Regions from separate parts of the Homo sapiens genome. Here region 1 is linked to region 2. The links are chromatin loops, found by intact Hi-C in ENCODE. Cell type or tissue: heart right ventricle. All regions are shown on one strand. Each heading gives the region's core, and the rest is flanking DNA. Links, peaks and the distances in the headings are about the cores only.

Region 1 (5,375 bases), core at 124-5,123, 78 kb after region 2:
AACTGGCCCTGGACATGGAGATCGCCACCTACAGGAAGCTGCTGGAGGGCGAGGAGAGCCCGGCTGGAGTCTGGGATGCAGAACACGAGTATCCATAGGAAGACCACCAGCGGCTATGCAGGTGGTCTGAGTTCCGCCTATGGGGGCCTCACAAGCCCTGGCCTCAGCTATGGCCTAAGCTCCAGCTTTGGCTCTGTCGCGGGCTCCAGCTCATTCAGCCGCACCGGCTCCGCCAGGGCCATGGTTGTGCAGAAGATTGAGACCCGCGATGGGAAGCTGGTATCCGAGTCCTCTGACGTCCTGCCCAAGTGAAGAGCTGCGGCAGTCCCTCCCAGCCTGCCTCTACTGTGGCTCCCCCAGAGCCCGGGAGGGAGGCTGCTGTGCAGGGGAGCACAGGGAACAGGAGACCCACCTGAAGCTCAGCCCTAGCTCTCAGCCCACGCGCGGGGGAGTTTACTGCTTGGGGACCCCCCTTGCCTCCAGCTACAAAACAATTTAATTGCTTTATTTTGTCCAAAAAAAAAAAAAAAAAAAAAAAGAAAGAAAGAAAGAAAAAAGAAAATGCAACTGAGTTCCAGGAAAACATTCCTTCTTTTCAGTCTTGTAATTTGTTGTTTCTCTTATATGATAGGAAAGGAACAGTTTGTATCATAAGATAATATAGATCTGGGGATCCAGAATGGGGCCAACAGTGTTTCTTTGTCTCTTCTTTTGGGTTTAAGCAGTTTCAGTATTTATTCATTTCAAAGAGGAGGGATGAACTTTGTAGTTCTGTGGAATTCTTATAGATAAGGAGAAGACTAGGAATCTTGGCTTAAATTGCTTCCTTGCTTATTTCTCTGCATTGAACGGCATGGCGTGGTTCGGAATAAACAAGTGATTTTGAGTGTTCTCCAAGAAACATTTCTGATCCCTGGACATGTTGGAGAAAAACCAGCCTAAGCAAAAGCTGCAAAAGCAAAGTGGGTGGAATCCTGGACTTGCTTTCTGTCATCAGTTCTAGGCAGACTTGCCTCTCTCGACCTTAGGTTGTTCATCTGTTAAATGAACGGATAGGACCAGGTAACCTCTAAGGTCCCTGACAGCTCAAAATTCTCTGATTTATGTTCTACCATGAAAAAGAGGTGGGCTAGTGAATTTCACCAATAAATCCACAACATAAGTATTTTTAGTCATCCTAGAGAAAGAAACCAGGTGCAACTCACAGCCACTTGTCAGTATAAAGAATTTGCCTCTCTGACCTTCCTATTTTTCTCTAGCATAAACCGCACTAGCCAGATCATGGAATGAGATCTGAAAACATCCTTTTGGTCCAGCCCATGCTCTTGCTAACCCCTAGACCACACCAGGTAAACCTGCCTGTTATGAACTATGCCTTTGGAATGGGATTTATAGCACAGCCCTCCATTAGGCCAGCTCAGCTGTCCTCTGACCTCAGTAGGACTCTCCTCCTAGAGTCAAATGCTGACATTGGAATTAAAAACTGTTATTTTCCTAGTGTCATACCCAGGCAAAACTCATCCCTTCCCTACTGTCCCCTTTCCCTGGCCTCCTTTATTGCCTTGTGTATTTATGTTCTTCTTGATCTCTCTTAGTAGATTGTAGACATAATTCTATAGAACTGAGCTGTTCTTGCACAGACTTTGGAGCCAGGCAGTCGTGGCTGACTGGGTTCTGCCACTTACATTGTGTGTTTAACAGTAAGCCATTTGAACTCTCTGAATGGGAGTTTTTTTCATCTTTAAGAGCAGAATGTAAATATCTTCCTCACAAGATTATCAGGATGATTAAATGAGATAGTACGTGCAAAGACACTTAGCACAATTTTAGGCAATTGCAGGTTGCCAAAACATTGAATCTATTATTATTATTTGTATAAAATAAGATCTTAACAAATGCCTGTGGAAAAAAAAACAACACACAAGAACCACTTCTTCAGGATATTCCAACTAAATTAAGATCAAAAGGTGATAAAGAGGGTGCTGTGGTAATTATGGAACAGAACAGCATTTTCTTGAAAATATGTCTTAGGTTGGTCACAGGGTAGAAGGCAGAGTGTGTGACAGGCACACCAGGTGTTTGGAACAAACTTACCCCTGACCAGCCGTGGGGCAAGAACTGGCCCTCCGCCCAGTATTTCCCATTGATGAAGAAGAGGCCTGCGATCATGATGAACACCCATACTGCCAGGTTCAGCACATTGAGAACATTGTTGAAGCCTATGGAATTCTTCACCCCCAGAGCAACAATGATGGTCACGATGACCGCGATCAACAGAGCCAGAAGGTCTGGGTATGATTCTTCACCTTTCCCTAGAGAGGAAAGACATGATTTGACATTGTCTGGAGGGAAGAAAGGGCCATGCAAACTCCTGGTCCTACCCCACTGCATCCGTACTCAGCTTTAAGAAGGGCAGTAAACTGGGAGGCCGAGGCAGGCAGATCACGAGGTCAGGAGATTGAGACCATCCTGGCTAATACGGTGAAACCCTGTCTCTACTAAAAATACAAAAAAATTAGCCGGGTGTGGTGGCGGGCGCCTGTAGTCCCAGCTACTCACAAGGCTGAGGCAGGAGAATGGCGTGAACCTGGGAGGTGGAGCTTGCAGTGAGCCGAGATCACGCCACTGCACTCCAGCCTGGGGGACAGAGTGAGACTCTGTCTCAAAAAAAAAAAAAAAAAAAAAAAAAAAAAAAGAAGGGCAGTAAGTCTTTAAAAGGAACTCTGTGTGTGTGTGTGTGCACCTACACATGCCTATGCTATAGTCCACAAGCAGATACCAGTATCTATTTGCAAATGAGCAGGATTTGGTAGATAGGTAAGATGATCTGGTATCCTGGACCAAAAATTGGGCTATGTGGTGTGACAATTACAACAGCGCCTATGAAACCATGGCACAGAACATTTGAAGTGGGAACCATCCTGGGATATTTGGGATGTATATTTAGGTCTAACATGTTTGAAAATTGTTTTTAGCTTCATTATTTTTAATTTTACAGTCTGTAAAATTTCCATCCCATTCCCAAACCTTTTCTTTATCAACAATTTTAAGAATGTGTGTCTTTGAAAATGATGGTAAGAGGGGTTTTCTGTCCTTTTGTGTATATGTGGTTGTAGAGAAAAAAATAACCAGTGAACACGCCCTGCCTGCTTGGTTTTGCCCAACGGCCAGTGGACTCCTGCCCTCTATAGAGTGGAAAAGGCACTGCCTCAGCTGCAGGGATCTTGAATTTCAGCTGTACTTTTGCCCATAGCCAGATGTGTGGCCTTGGGCAAGTTGCCTCATCTTTCTGGACCTCATTTGTAAAGTGAAGGACATGAATGGCCTGATTTTGGAGGACTCTTTTAGACCTAAAATTCTATGCAATCAGTACACAGAACAGGTTTGTTCTTTATATTTTTATCTTGTCATGGTACTTGGGTGCTCAGCATTTTTGTCAGTTCTTTTGATATAGGAATATCGAAGTTAGATGACTTGACACAGCCACAGAATCATTCCTTGGAAGTTCTGAGGCAAGATTCCAGAGCTTCCTCAACTATTGTTTAGCTTTTCTAGAATGTGAGTTTATCAGGCATCAAGATGGAGAGTGGCCGGGCACAGTGGCTCATGCTTGTAATTCCAGCACTTTGGGAGGCCAAGGTGGGTGGATCACAAGGTCAGGAGTTTGAGACCAGCCTGGCCAACATTGTGAAACCCCATCTCTACTGAAAATACAAAAATTAGCTGAGTGTGGTAGCTGAGTAGTAATCCCAGCTACTCAGGAGGCTGAGGCAGGAGAATTGCTTGAACCAGGGAGGTGGAGGTTGCAGTGAGCCCAGATCATGCCATTGCACTCTAGCCTGGGCAACAGAGCAAGACTCTGTCTCAAAAAAAAAAAAAAAAAAAAAAAAAAGGAGTGGATGGCAAATGATGGATGGAGCCTGAGGTCTCATGGTATTTGTTACACGAGCTTCTGATGGTTTAGCATTCACTGTTATATTACCCCTCCCTGACCTCTTCTAGGCTGGAACCCATTTTATTCATTAAATTTTTTTTCATTGAAATTTGGAAAAAAAATCTGATGAAACCACTGGAGAAATTGCTGACAGTTCTTTTTTTCCTGCATTGGTTTTATTTTTATATAGTTATTGACATGTGCCTGTATGGTTTGTAGCCTTTGACGTATGACATTACATTAAAACATAATCCATGTTATTACAAGTTTCCCTAATCATCCTTTTAATTGCTAGCTACATAGTATTTGTCTGCAATTTACTTAGTCACTTGCCCCACTGTAGAATATTTAGGCTGTCTCTAACTTTTTGTTATTGTAAATAAGGCTGTGGTGAGCATCTTTTTGTATAATGCTTCCATGGACATTAGAATTATTTTTTAAGGATGGATAGATTCATAGAGAAAGAATTACTTTGCAAAAGAAAAAGAGAGATATATTTAAGGCTTTTGATACATTTTGCCAAATTGCTTTCTGAAAGGAGAACTCATTTATGTGGCTTGGTAAGTTTGCATGTTGAGGGTAGGAGGATGTGGCAGTCTCACCCAGGCCATTGAGGGTTCCCACGCTGTCCGCCATCCAGCGGCTGATGGTGTGGTTGGCTAGTGAGTCAAACATGCTGCTCAGAGCACTGGCTCCGGCCGCAGTGCCAATCAGGTACTCCAGGATCAGGTTCCAGCCAATGAAAAATGCCACAAATTCCCCAACAGTGACATAGCTGTAGGTGTAGGCAGATCCTGTGGTCTTGGGGACTCGAACTCCAAACTCTGCATAGCAGACGCCTGCAAGGGACAGACATACACAGATGGTGGACTTCAGGAGATGAGCTGACATCCTGTGGCCAACAATCTTGGGTGGAACATACTGAGACTTTCTAGGATCTCAGAACAAATACACAAAGTTTTATGTATATGAATCGATTCAGAGCCAACTCTTACCTCTTCCAACCTCACTTCTGAAAAATGCAAACTTGAATGACTAGCAAGGCAATCAGAACTAATTCTACTAAACTGTTGGAAACTGATCTTTATTTAGAAAAAATTCCACTTGTGTGTGTCTCTATCATGCTCCTTAGGTGTCAGATATCCTGTGTGAACATGGGCCCAATTCATCACGACCCCCACCCTAGATGGCACCAGGGTTATATTATGCACAAACTTCTTCTCTTTCAGTTTTTACATATTATAGAAGGTGCTCCTCATTTGAGAGTGATACTTTGAGCAATCTGTGAAAATGCTGTACTATATCTAGGGGGTAGATAAAAGATGCAAATATAAATAAATTACTAATTATTAACAAGGAAATCTAGCACATGCACAAAAAGTAATTTAACAAACACTTTTAGAGTCCTACCATGTGCATGGCAGGGTGTGAAGCACTGGGT
Region 2 (5,375 bases), core at 165-5,164:
TTTTACTTTGCATCGCCGGACTGCGCTGCGGACGGGGTGGGGCGGCCCAATGGCCCCCCTGGGGTTACTCTGCTCCCCTTCACGCTTCCCTCCCGGCCCCGCCCCGCGATTGGCCGGCGCGCCCCGGGGCTGCCGCCGATTGGTGCTCGCCGGCCGGAGCCGCGGGGCTTAAAGAGGGGGCGGGGGCGCGCTGCCCAGCAGCGCTGCTGTCCCCGCCGTGCGCCCTTCGCCGCTGAGCTCGCAGCCTCCGGCGCCCACCTCCACCTCCAGTGTCCCGCCTCGGGCCGTCGCCCTCCAGCGGCTCGCGAGCGTGGGAGACGTACCTGGGCAGGCACTGTCCAGCCCAGGCCCAGGCACAGCCGTGAGGGGCGAGGCACGGGGACATCCTGGCGGCCACCATGGTGGCCACGTGCCTGCAGGTGGTGGGCTTCGTCACGAGCTTCGTGGGCTGGATCGGGGTCATCGTGACCACCTCCACCAATGACTGGGTGGTGACCTGCGGCTACACCATCCCCACCTGCCGCAAGCTGGATGAGCTGGGCTCCAAGGGGCTGTGGGCCGACTGCGTCATGGCCACGGGGCTGTACCACTGCAAGCCCCTGGTGGACATCCTCATCCTGCCGGGTAAGGACCCGAGCTTGGCGGCGGCTCCCAAATCCTTATCCTCTGGGTAGAGAGCGGGATATTAGACGGCGTCACAGAGACATTTTGGGGGCTTGAAGACCTTTGGGTACGTTTTTGACATCCCTAGTCCCACCTTGTTGTAAAAGAATTAGGCAGCCCCGAACTTAACTTCTCTAGGCCGCAGTATTCTTATCTGGAATTTGAGATAATAGTGGCAATGTGGCCGGTGGTAACACTGGCCGGGTCCCTTTGAGAATGAACAAACCGGAACACCTAATAGGAACTGAGTCCGTGTTAATTACTGCGGTCCCAGCCCGCATCCTTCCACCGTCCGCTTCCCGAAGTGCTTCCCGCTCCCGCCCGGCCTCCCCCGGGGCGCCGAGCCTTCGCGTTAGGTTCCGCCCGCAGAGGTGAGAAGGAGCGTGTAACACAAGCTGACAGGAGAATCGAACCGGCTCAGGCTGAGTTTCTCGGTCCTCATGGGATGGGCGAAGCGCCCCCGGCCAGGTTAGAGCCCTCCTAGCTCCGTCCGCGCAGCCGCTGAGCAATTCACGTCCAGGGCTCTCTGGGCTGCCTGGTTTGGGAAATGTCACGTTGATTCCCGCACGTGCCCAGGGCCATCTCCGCTGCCCCCGCTACCCCCGCCCCTGCTGTGGGCGCGTCAGACTGCGGGGCTGCGGTGACGCCGGCTCCCGCTCCGCGCCGCTGGGTTGGATAGGGACGAGCGGGCGCTCCTCGGAGGGCGGACTCCACTGGGGAGATACGGAGCGCGCCGCCGAGGGTCGCTCGCCGCCACCCCTCCAGCGTGTCTCAGATTGGGAAGGGGAGGTAAAAATTGACAGCCTAGCGCCGGCCAGGGGCCACATTTTCACATGTGTCCTGTGGAAACATTTTGGGCGACAGCCTCAATTCAGATTTAAACCAATGGGTTGGGCAATGGCGAGGTCGCGGGCACCCCCTTGGTTTTCTGCTGGAATCTCTGCTCTACCCCCAAGGCATGTCCCTACAAGGTGGGCTTCTGTCCCCCAGCCTTCGTGGATTGTGCTCACTTAAAGGATTTTCCCGGTTTCCTCAAGATGGGGAGAAACCTGTCCCTGAAGCCGCCAGTCAGATAAGACTGTGCTCGCCCCTTAAGCCTCCTCCAAGCACGCCCTATTTCCGGTCCTCGCAGTCGGAATCTGAATCCCTCCTTTCTCCTTGCTGCCTAGTACTTGGCTCTTATCCTCACAAAGGCACATTTTATCTTGTTTTTTGTTGATTGTTCGTGAGTGAAGTTCTCCCACTACGTTTTAAATTCCTTGAAGATAGAGATGGCGTCCTGTTATTCTCTTTGCTTCCTCTTCTGGACCTGGCATGGCCTCTGGCACACAATAGCTGCGGGCAGTGCTTGCCTGGTTTGCCTTACGCTATCCTTTCCTTCATTTTGAACTTTCAGAAGGCCAGAGGTCAACGAACGCAGATCTAGACTCAGCTTTGGCTAATGCTGGTGTTGGCAGACCCGGGCCAGCCTCCGGCATCCAGGACTCACAATCTGGGTGAGGGGGGACAAATTGCTAGCCTCAGTGAACCACGGTTGTCTTCTTTTAAAAGTTAAAATCAGATCAACCACCCATCTTTCACGATTATTTGAGGATTAAATGAGATAAGAAATGTAATCTCCTTTGAGATAGTAGATGCTTCATGAATGGTACCTATAGTATTTTATTAAAAGCTGGGCATGGTATTTGTAGGGATCTTTGAAGCATAAAATTAACTTTGTTTTCTTCTCCTGAAATTAACTTTACTGAGCATTCAGTGCCAAGTGGTTTGTTTTCAGAGAACAAAGGCTGTCCTCCAGAGGGGAGTGCATACTCTGGGGGTGGGGGGGGGGTGGGGGGCGGCGCTAGTCCTTCCTGCCTTCCCCCTCCCTCATACTTTGGGTGGAGGCAGGAACAGTCCTCTGTCCCTATCTTTTGGTGTCCGGACATGGCCTTGGCACTGTAGCATGTGGACAGCCAGTGCCATGGATTTCAGAACCTGCATTGCCAGTTGACTGCCTGCTTTGTGTGAGTACTGGCTCTCTACAAGCCGCAGAGGCGGACGGCTGGGTCAGGGGATGGGCCTCAGACTTCCTGGAGCTCCTTTCTGGAGATCTTCAAGTCAGTAGACACTTGACTGATTATCTTTAATTCTGAAGGAGCTGAGATGGGCAGTGCTGGAAGAGGGCCCTTGTGAAGTCCGAATTCTGGCAAAACGTTCCTTGCTAAGAGACAGCGTTGAAGTTAGGCCTTTTTGCACGTGAGGGTCGTGGTGTGTGAGGCAGATGTCGGCTAGATTCCTGGCTTTGCTATGAACTCTGCCTCACCCAGGCCACTAGTACTAGTTCCTTCTGAGCAAAAAAGGGAGGGTAATAAATGTGACCCCCCCCACCTTTTTTAAGAGGAGGGAGAGTTTTAATGAGAAACATTACATTTGAAAGTGAAACAAATTTGTCTGTGAAATTCTCCCAGTATCTTGTCAGATTTATTCTAAATAAATGTGACACATATTGTAATCTGTTTCTTAATACAGTTTTTACTTGGCATTTTACTTGACAGGATAAAGTTCATGTAGTTTTGCTCTACTCTTCTATTTTTCAGTTCTCTTATTCCTTGATTCGCAATTGTTTCCATGATCTGTTGTGGGCACTGTGTTAACTCCGTGAATACCAAGGCAGGTGTCTGCCCTCCAGGAACCCTGAGGGCTGGAGAGATGCCTTTTAAGCAATGATGGACAGTTGGGGAAGGATGCCCAGGGCACTGTGGGTGAGGCAGGAGATGGGGTCCAACAATTTAGGGGCAGGATCCATGAGGACAGCAGCCTCTGGGGAGACAGCAAAGAGAGGAAGCCTGAGTCTTAGTTTAGTCTGGGTTAGGGCCACAGCCAATGTGAATGAAAGCACATGGTTAGGAGAAAATCACCTAGGACACCTGAAGATGAAAGCGCTGCACTGAGACAGACAAAGAACACCAATGATAACAACTAACCTTTTTTGAGGATTTGGTATAGGCACTGTTTTAAGCACTAAATAAATTAACTAATGTAATCTTCAGTAGAATTCTATTACAGAGATGTAGGTACTATTATATTATTATCAATACTTTGTTTGTTTATTTATTTATTTATTTTGAGAAAGAGTCTCGCTCTGTCACCTGGGCTGGAGTGCAGTGGCTCGATCTCAGCTCACTGCAACCTCCCCCTCTCAGGTTCAAGCGATTCTGCTGCCTCAGCCTCCCCAAGTAGCTGGGACTACAGGCTCACACCACCACACCAGGCTAATTTTTGTATTTTTAGTAGAGATGGGGTTTCGCCCTGTTGGCCAGGCTGATCTTGAACTCCTGACCTCAGAAGATCCACCTGCCTTGGCCTCCCAAAGTGCTGGGATTAGAGGTGTGAGCCACCATGCCTGGCCTGTTGTTACTTTATAGATGTGGAAAATAAGACATCATGGTTAAGTAACTTGCCCAAGGTCACACAGGTAGAGCTATCAATAGCAGACTGGAACCAATAGAGGCCCTCACAGAATGATTCTTGGGAGATTTCAGTTTTCATCTGAACTTTCTCAGGGGGATGTAATAATGTAAATGGACTCTTGGCCCCTCCATCCTGGAAGCTTGGCCAAGTGGCCTAAACCAGGGGTCCCCATTTAGTTTCTCCAGCCCCCTTTTTTCTTGCTGAGTTGTTTTAAAAGTTAAAAAGTGCTTAGTGACCTTGGACAACATTAGCACCTTCTAAGTCCTGGAATCCACCAAGAAGGAGGAAGGGAGATGGTGCTGAATTCCCCTAAGGCAGGGCTCAGGAAGCAAGAGAACCCTGTGGTCTAACCTTTCCCATCTGCTCTCTTGTTCCCAGGCTACGTGCAGGCCTGCCGCGCCCTGATGATTGCTGCCTCGGTCCTGGGTCTGCCGGCCATTTTACTGCTGCTGACTGTTCTTCCCTGCATCCGGATGGGCCAGGAGCCCGGTGTGGCTAAGTACAGGCGGGCCCAGCTGGCTGGTGTTTTGCTCATTCTGCTGGGTAAGACAGCTTTCTCAGTGGTACCCTACCTATGAGGGAGCCTGATGAATCTCAGATCTTGTGGTTGCTGCCTTCTCAAGTTCAAGAGAAATGTGAAAGGAAGCCAAGTGAAGCCAGTGGGGGATGGACTCCCACAATCTGTATCCCTTTGTATTTTATGGGCAGTTTACACAGAGGGCTAAGTAATGTCTCTGGGAGTCACTGACCATGAAGATAAGTTTAAAAAGAGAAAGAGGATTTTGAAGGTAGGAAATACCTAAGGGAAAGACCTGAAAGATGGAAGCCTTCTCAGTCTTCACAGTGGAATCCTTTTTGAACACCTATGCCCAGGTCCCACAGCAGATCAATTGAATCAGAATTTTCTGGGCATCAGGCCAGGCAAAGATATTTTTTGAAAGCTTCCCAGGTGATGCTTATGTGCAGGCAAGACTGAGCAGCTCAGTTAATAAAGAAGGAGGCCGAGGTGGGCGGATCACCTGAGGTTGGAAGTTCAAGACCAGCCTGGCCAACATGGTGAAACCCCATCTCTACTAAAAATACAAAAATTAGCCAGGTATGGTGGTGCATGCCTGTAATCCCAGCTACTCGGGGCGGGGGTTGCTAAGGCAGGAGAATGATTTGAACCCAGGAGGCAGAGGTTGCGGTGAGCTGAGATCACGCTACTGCGTTCCATCCTGGGTGACAGAGTGCAACTCCAAAAAAAAAAAAAAAGAAAA

The links. Peaks named below come from ENCODE experiments on the same cell type or tissue, not always from the same donor. Only the 100,000 strongest peaks of a DNase experiment are listed, where the experiment ranks them.
Region 1: it touches region 2 in a loop (2.1-fold over the local background); 16 of 110 quality-filtered maps call a loop at or near these places.

Annotation. Positions count from the first base shown.
Region 1 is chr3:170,496,573-170,501,947 of GRCh38, forward strand. SLC7A14 (solute carrier family 7 member 14) reads right to left here. Exons shown (of 8, transcript NM_020949.3): 3 at 4,537-4,773; 4 at 2,095-2,312. All of the region lies in intron 2 of SLC7A14-AS1 (SLC7A14 antisense RNA 1), which reads left to right. It also overlaps the pseudogene KRT8P13. Among named protein-coding and RNA genes, the nearest start is that of SLC7A14-AS1, 32 kb to the left of the region's middle. In heart right ventricle, for the core only: a CTCF peak has its summit at 3,194; no DNase peak of the experiment used is centred there.
Region 2 is chr3:170,418,669-170,424,043 of GRCh38, forward strand. It overlaps CLDN11 (claudin 11), which reads left to right and starts at 200. Exons shown (of 3, transcript NM_005602.6): 1 at 200-624; 2 at 4,495-4,659. The coding sequence starts at 399. It overlaps MIR6828 (microRNA 6828), which reads left to right and starts at 4,435; the gene lies at 4,435-4,494. RefSeq lists an enhancer at 1-900. In heart right ventricle, for the core only: a CTCF peak has its summit at 309 (motif pointing left); DNase peaks (open chromatin) are centred at 2,042 and 2,636; H3K4me3 peaks cover 2,977 bases; H3K27ac peaks cover 2,829 bases; H3K27me3 peaks cover 1,269 bases.